2 separate regions of the Homo sapiens genome follow, and region 2 is linked to region 1. A link is a contact called in ENCODE Hi-C or POLR2A ChIA-PET data. All regions are on one chromosome and are shown on one strand. The core of a region is the stretch at or near the end of the contact, and the rest is flanking DNA. Distances in the headings are between cores, read along the strand shown.

What was found. Hi-C counts contacts between places; a loop is a spot of excess contacts on that map. ChIA-PET counts read pairs that join two places held with the same protein, here RNA polymerase II (POLR2A). Pooled maps may share reads with other maps.
Region 2: a pooled map of heart left ventricle shows a loop between it and region 1 (2.6-fold over the local background). The contact joins two enhancer-like sites. A Hi-C loop is called at or near these places in 1 of 168 maps with a recorded cell type or tissue (ascending aorta) and 6 of 50 pooled maps. POLR2A ChIA-PET finds 5 or more read pairs at or near these places in 2 of 52 experiments (BJ and OCI-LY7).

The regions. Positions count from the first base shown.
Region 1 is chr1:23,573,022-23,577,027 of GRCh38, forward strand. LOC124903876 (a long non-coding RNA gene) reads left to right here. Exons shown (of 3, transcript XR_007065537.1): 3 at 1-679. It overlaps LOC107984928 (a long non-coding RNA gene), which reads right to left. Exons shown (of 2, transcript XR_007065540.1): 2 at 3,415-4,006. Among named protein-coding and RNA genes, the nearest start is that of ID3, 16 kb to the left of the region's middle. RefSeq lists an enhancer at 1,736-1,825. Within about 2 kb of position 1,333, at least 5 of the 41 ENCODE cell types and tissues checked have a DNase peak (open chromatin) inside an H3K27ac peak, as active enhancers do.
Region 2 is chr1:24,017,573-24,021,200 of GRCh38, forward strand. All of the region lies in intron 1 of LOC105376863 (a long non-coding RNA gene), which reads left to right. Among named protein-coding and RNA genes, the nearest start is that of SRSF10, 39 kb to the left of the region's middle. Within about 2 kb of position 1,384, at least 31 of the 41 ENCODE cell types and tissues checked have a DNase peak (open chromatin) inside an H3K27ac peak, as active enhancers do.

The DNA.
Region 1 (4,006 bases), core at 83-2,582:
GGTGAGAAAGCTCAGGCCACAGCTGGGCCAGGGACATCCACAGCAGTCTCCAGGCTCTGACACCCCCTCCCCAACCCTGACTCCCTCCCAGGGGAGAGAATAACTTGGCTCCAAAGCTGAGGCCAGAATATAAGCCAGAGACCTGCTGACCTGACCCCCCCACCCTGGAATCTACTGAATCTGGGGCCAGGAGCAAGGAAGGGCTGACCCCAAACTGAACAAATCAAAAAGCCAAGTTCCCCTCTGAGCCCTGCAATTTTTTTTTCTTTTGGACCAAATAAGGAAGGAGCACCTGTTACTTTATAATCATACTGTAGGACAGCCTCGAGTTGAAAGCCATGGGATCTGGAGTCTTGAAAACGCGGTTCAAGCTCCTATCTTTTCTATTTCCAAACTCAGTGTCCTAGAGCAACTCACTCACTTTCCCCAAGCTTCAGTTTTTCTATCTATGAAATAGACAATGATACTCCTGTTAAGAGGGCGCTTGTAAGGATTTGGGGGACCAGAGGTTAAATTCGCTTCATTTTAGTTCACCTACGTTACTTATGTTTTGTTACATGTCTTAAGTTATGGTTTTAATAATCCCCCCACTCAAAAATAAACAAGATTAAAAGAATAATGAAAATAGTTAATAATAAGTGTCAACATTTATGGGCACTGATTTTGTGCTGTTTCAAGTGCTTTATACACATTAACTCATTTATCTTCATAAAAAGCCTATGAAGCCATTATACAGATGAGGAAACAGGCTCAGAGAGGCTAAGCATGTTGTTCAAGGTCACACAGCATGGAAGAGGCAAGCCGACTGACTCCAGAGCCTTAGCTTTGTGCCAGTCAGAATGGAAAAGAACTCCAAAAGACACCAACCTGGTTTATTCAAGTGCTGGCATGTAAGGATAAGGAAAAGCAGCCATCAGTTTGAATGACAGGCGATGGGTCCGGAGTAATTAGCCAAATGTATGAAGATTTCACCATTTCTAAACCATCCTGTTATATGACCACACATACCATCTTCATGGAAGTGCAGTAGCATCACCATGACAACTACTTTTGTGTTTTTACCTCTAATGTAATCGATTGTATTTTAAAATATTTTTAAATGAATAAAAGCTTTTGAATTTAATGTTTTAAGTAGGTAATACTTTCACCTGGTTAAAAACTCAAAAAGCTCGAGAGGCATAAAGTGAAAGGCCTCCTTCTCACCCCGGCCCCTGCCATCCTCTTCTCACAGTCAGCCAATGTTGCTAGTTTTGTGGGGAGGGGAAGAACTGATACTTTTTGAAAGTAGAAAGAGTGTGCTTGATTTGTTCTGAGGTCACAAGCCATAAAGCCCACCTTACTCTGGTTGATTTCTTCAGGTCGGCCTCAGCCTGATTTCCTGTACCCTTTGAGGCACTGCTGCTTCCTGCAGGTGATGGTTAGTCCCTTAGGGAGATGGTCAGTCCCTTCTCCCTCTGAACTTTCCCCTGAGGCACCCCCTTCAGTACCCGCTATGCTCCTGACCACATTCTCTCTGGCCTCTAGGCCTGACTGGTTCTCCATCCCCCAGAACCTGCAGAGCCTGTAAATGCCAGAGAAATCTCATCATCTCACACAGCTGATGTGGTAGAGGTGGACCCAGAGGTCACACCTGGGTGGCTTCAGGCTATATCTAGCCTATGAGATTTTTTGTTCTTTTTTGGTCTGCACAGTGATGTCAGAATTGGAAATCTTCACCTGAAAGTCCAATTTTCTGATTTCACTTGAAATATTGGCAGACTCAGCCACACTGAACCCATACTGATGCATGATGATGACAGCTGGAGCTGAGCAGCAGTTGCTCCCTTGAGAAGGAGCACAAGCTCTCTGGGTTGTATGGTCCCCGCCACTCTGGGTTGGTTAACATGGTAGGCAGGATCATAGTCACCTCCAAAGATGTCTGTGTCCTAATCCCTATAATTTGTGAATGTACTGTTACACGGCAAGTGGGAATTAAGTTTGCAGATGGAATGAAGGTTGCTATGCAGGATTATCTAGGTGGGTCCAATGGAATCAGAAGGGTCCTTAAAAGTGGGAGAGGGCAGCAGAAAAGAGTCAGAGAAAGAGAGGCAACCACGAAAACAGGGTCAGAGAGATGCCATGTTGCTGGCTTTGAAAATGAAGGAAGGGGTCACAACCCAAGGAATGTTGGCAGCCTCCAGAAGCTGGAAAAGGCAAGGAAATCAATTATCTTCCAGATTCTCCGAAAGGGAAGTCCCTGCAAACACCCTGATTTTAGCCCAGTGAGATCAGGTTGGTTTGAGAGCATAAACTTAAGTTGTTTTAAGTGACTAAGTTTGTAGTCATTTTGTTATAGCAGCAATAGAGAAGTAATACAGTTAATATGGGCCCTTGTAGGTCTCCAGGGATGGGGGAGTGGGGCACAGCTGTGAGAGCTGTTGTAAGTGTGCAAGACTCATAGCTTAAAGAGCTCGGTAAATGGCCATGAATGTTCTAATGAATAGGCGTAGCAGGCGGGTTCTGGGCAGAGTAGAGATATGGGTGACCCTTGCTTTGGTTTTTTCTCCCTCCACTCTTGTGACACCCTCTGCCCAGTTTCCTTCACAGCCCTGGGGCTTGCTGAGAGAGCCGGGCTGATATGTCAGGCCTTCAGCATTGAGTAGGGCAATCACTTAGCAAGTTGGCAGGTCTCAGCAGCTGGTGGAGGAATCTGGGCTCTGACTGAGGACAGGATTAGAGGTCAAAGTGGGAAAGTAGGGAATAGGCCCCAGACTGAGTAAAAAGACCAGGAGAGCTGAAGGTGGGGGAGGGTCAGGAGCAGGTTCTGAAAGGGGGTGCAAAGCTAGGCAGGGCCCAGACTTGAGGCCTGTTCTAGGTGGTGCTGGCTGGTAGGGGAATGACTGATGGTCTAGGATTGCTGAGGACAACTGTGCACCTGCCAGCACTGTCCTAAGCCTGCCTCTGAACACTAAGCTGTCAGCCTCTGTTTACCTTCCACTCTCAGTATAACCTGCATTCGGCCTATTTGTTGGGAGGCAACTGAAAAACTAATTTATCCTGAATTATTCTTAGTGACTGATAGTGGCTTACTGTGTCAGATACTTGCCAAGGAGATTCATGTTGAAGTGCATATCATTTTAACCTAAAAAGATGAAGTGCATTTAAGGTAGCAGTGTCTGAGAAGGAAAACCTCATGGCTACTGGTGGTGGGGGGTGGCAGGGAACATAGGATGTCACACGGTGGACAGCCTTACCTGCTCACAGGGCTGTACACCCCCAGGAGGTCTCTCATATTCCAGCCCCCATGTCCTTAAGTCTCTTTAGATTTTTTTCACCTGGGCTTTCATTACAATTCTTTTACTTTCCGTGTTTCCTGGGTAAGCTTGTTTATATATTTTTAGCAAACATTCATGTAACACTATGTGCCAGGCACCATTCTAAGTGCTTTACAAATGTTTATTTAGGTAACAGAGGTACTGTTGCCTCCATTTTACAGATAAGGAAACTGAGACACAGAGAGGCTAATTTGCCCAAGACCACGTGGCTAGCGAGTGGCTACACTTTCTGAGCCTCGGCTTTCTTGGCTGTTAAATTGATATGTATATACAAGCGCCCTCTGCATAGCAGGGCTTCTCAGACCCAACACTATTGACATTTTGGGCTGGATAATTCTTTGTTGTGAGGCTGTCCTGTGCATTGCAGGATGTTTAGCGGTATCCCTGGCCTCTACCACATAGGGTATTCACTGCCAAGAGATGCCAGTAGCAACTCCCACTCAAGCTGTGACAAACCTAAAATGTCCCCTGATCTTGCCAAATGTCCTCTGGGGGCAAAATCAACCCTAGTTTAGAACCACTGCCTAATAGGATCCTGGGGAGGATTAAATGAGCTATTTCATATAAAATACCTTCCGGCAATCCCTTCCCCATTCCTTCCATAACTCTATGGTGAGTTCTAACTCCTCAGAACCCTCTTGTTCTTTCTGTTCCTCTACTGTTTGGAAAATGTGCCCACCTATGGAGACTGG
Region 2 (3,628 bases), core at 134-2,633, 440 kb after region 1:
CTTCAACCCTCACATTAACCCTATGGTGGTAGAATGACTCCTATTTTGCTAATGACAAAACTACATGCATTTACTCAACAATCTTCCTTGTGCACCTACTACATGCCAGGTATTTTCTAGGTGCTGGAGGTAGAGCATGGGCAAAAGGGACAAAAATCCCTGTCCCTGTGGAAGTGACATTAACAAGGTAATAAATAAGTTAAGGAAGTAAAATATAGAGCATGTCAGGTGGTGCTAAGAGCATGGAGAAAAATAAAGAAGAGTAGGAGCGTGGGGGATGCGTGAGGCTGCAATTTGATTTCTTTCTGGTTTTTTTTTTTTTTTTTTTTTTTTTTTTTGAGACAGAGTCTTGCTCTGTCACCCAGGCTGGAGTGCAGTGGCATGATCTCGGCTCACTGCAACCTTAGCCTCCCAGGTTCAAGCAATTCTCCTGCTCAGCTTCCCAAGTAGCTAGGATTACAGGCATGCACCACCATGCTCGGCTAACTTTTGTACTTTTAGTAGAGACGGGGTTTCACCATGTTGGTCAGGCTGGTCTTGAACTCCTGACCTCAAGCAATCCACCCGCCTTGGCCTCCTAAAGTGCTGGGATTACAGGCGTGAGCCACTGTGCCCAGCCTGCAATTTGATTTAAAGTGACTAGGGCGGCTGGGCAAGGTGGCTCATGCCTGTAATCCCAGCACTTTGGGAGGCCAAGGCAGGTGGATCATCTGAGGTCAGGAGTTCAAAATCAGCCTGGCCAACATGGTGAAACTCCACCTCTACTAAAAATACAAAATTAGCTGGGCATGGTGGCACATGCCTGTAATCCTAGCTACTTGGGAGGCTGAGGCAGGAGAATCGCTTGAACCTTGGAGGTGGAGGTTGCAGTGAGCCGAGATCGTGCCATTGCACTCCAGCCTGGGCGACAGAGCGAGACTCCATCTCAAGAAAAATAAATAAATAAATAAATAGAATAAATACATAAATAATTAAAGTAACCAGGAAATGTCTCATGGAGATGACCTTGGAACAAAGACATGGAGAAGGCAAGGGAGGTGGCCACGAGGATAACTTGTTCAGAAACTGACCTGGGGTTCCCAGGAATTGACAGGGCGGGTACTGGAATCTCTGTCTGGCTCTAAGGCCAGTGCTCTCCTTTCAACAAGGCTCTTTTTCAAGAAGCAGTGTCGCTGTCGTCCAAGCAGGCTGTGTGCGTGTGATGCTGTGTGCGCGCACATATGTGCTATTTAGGAATGTGTTATATTTCCATGGGTAGACCCTGTGGGGACCCAAGCTTCCCTACTGACATCTTCCAGAGGCTGAGGCCTCACATTGTTGGTTTTCATGGAAACTTGGCAACTTTCTAGTTATCCCGCCCTGAGCCCTGCACCACATTCCAATGGTTTTATTTGTGTGCCTTGGAGCTGTGCCAGGGCTGGGCCTGGGACAGGTTGCCATGGCGACCTCCCCACTCTTTCCAGATAAGAATTTCTCAAGGATGTTGACGTTGGGCCTGAAATAGTTCTACCCTGCTCTCAGCCCGTAGGAGGATGAACTTTGGCATGGAGAACTGAGTTAGGAAACCTACTCATTCCCTCAGTCTTTCAATTTGTGTACACTGAATCCTGGGTAAGAAAGACTTCTCGGGAGGGTACTCCAGGGCCCCCCAGCTTTAGGATTGAGGATGGCTTTGCTTAGGTACTAGAAGAGCTTCTTTCAGTTTTTCCATTCCAGTTGTTATATTCAGTGCTTGCCTTTGAGAGCCCTGCTAACATAAGATATTTTTTTTTCTTTTTTTTTCGAGATGGAGTCTCGCTCTTGTCATCCAGGCCGGAGTTCAGTGGTGCGATCTCAGCTCACTGCAACCTCTGCCTCCGAGGTTCAAGTGATTCTCCTTCCTCAGCCTCCCGAGTAGTTGGGATTACAGGTGCCCGCCACCATGCCCAGCTCATTTTTGTATTTTTTTAGTAGAGATGGGGTTTCACCATGAGAGCCAGGCTGGTCTCGAACTCCTGACCTCAAGTGATCTGCCCGCCTCAGCACCCCAAAGTGCTGGGATTATAGGTGTGAGCCACTGTGTCCAGCTTTTTTTTTTTTTTTTGAGATGAAGTCTTGTTGTGTGGCCCAGGCTGGAGTGCAGTGGTACAATCTTGGCTCGCTGCAACCTCTGCCTCCTGGGTTCAAGCAGTTCTTGTGTCTCAGCCTCCCTTGTGGCTGGGATGATAGGCATGTGCCACCACGCCCAGCTAATTTTTGTATTTTTAATAGAGACGGGGTTTCACCATGTTGCCGAGGCTGGTCTTGAACTCCTGGACTCAAACAATCCTCCTGCCTTGGCTTCCCAAAGTGTTGGGATTACAGGTGTGAGCCACTGCACCTGTCCTGAAAGAACAACTGTCACTGGGAATTTGCTTTCAGAAAGAAAAAATGTCAGTGTTCATGCCTTTAACTCAAAATAATTCTTAAGCCAAAATAGCATATTTTGGGGTGGCGTATTCTTCCGCCCTTCACTTTTTTTCCCAGTAAATATTATTTTGAGTGAATAAAGTGACTCATCCAAAAATTCTTTTTTTTTTTTGATGACTTGTCCAAATTCACTGCATCAGTTATCTATTTCTGTATAACAAAACACTCTTGGATTTAGTGGCTTATGACAACACTGTCTTATTTGTTTATGATTCTGTGGGTCAGCTATTTGAGGTGGGATGGATGGTTCTTCTCCTGGTCTTGGCCGAGACCACTTGCAACTGCAGTCGGCTGGGGGTTTGGCTGGGAGCTGGTTGATCTGGGGCCTCAGCCAGGGTATGTTTTTGCTCCTTGTGGTCTTACGTCCAACAGGCTAGTGTCCTGGGCTTCTTTCTGAGAAAGTGAGGCTGAGGGCCTCTTCAGGGGCAGATCCTGAAGCAGTTCTAGGGGTCTTCTCTAAAGAAAATAAAAGCCATTAATATGAAATTAGGTCCAGAGCCTTGGAAGAGGCCGGTGCAAGTAAAGGGCCCAAAGCTTGAGCTGCAGGAGCCTCCCAGAACATCCGCCTTTGGTCTTCTCTGCTCTTGGATCCTCAGTGAGACTTGATGGGGTCTGACATCATTCTTACCCTTGAGAATGGGCCAGGGAACTAGCATGACATGGAACAGGGCCTCTTCTCAGTGACACACCTAAGAACCCTCTCCCTCCTCCCCAACTTGCCCCTCTCCTCTCAATCTTGAAGCTGCTATTGCTGTACTTCATCACGCTGAATTTATTGAGACACAAACTTTTATCAGGCTTTAGATTTTATTTTATTTTATTTTTTTTGAGATGGATCCTCACTCTGTCACCCAGGCTGGAGTCCATCTTGGCTTACTGCAACCTCCACCTCCCGGGTTCAAGCAATTCTCCCACCTCAGCCTCCCGAGTAGCTGGAATTTCAGGCGAGTGACACCACATCTGGTTAATTTTTGTATTTTTAGTAGAGATGGGGTTTCACAATGTTGGCCAGGATGGTCTGGAATTCCTGACCTCAGGTGATCCGCTCGCCTCGGCCTCCCAAAGTGCTGGGATTACAGGCATGAGCCACTGGACCCCGCCAGATTTTATTTTATTTTATGAGTCAGGATCTCAATGTGTCGCCGTTGGAGTGCAGTGGCGCGATCATGGCTCATGCAGC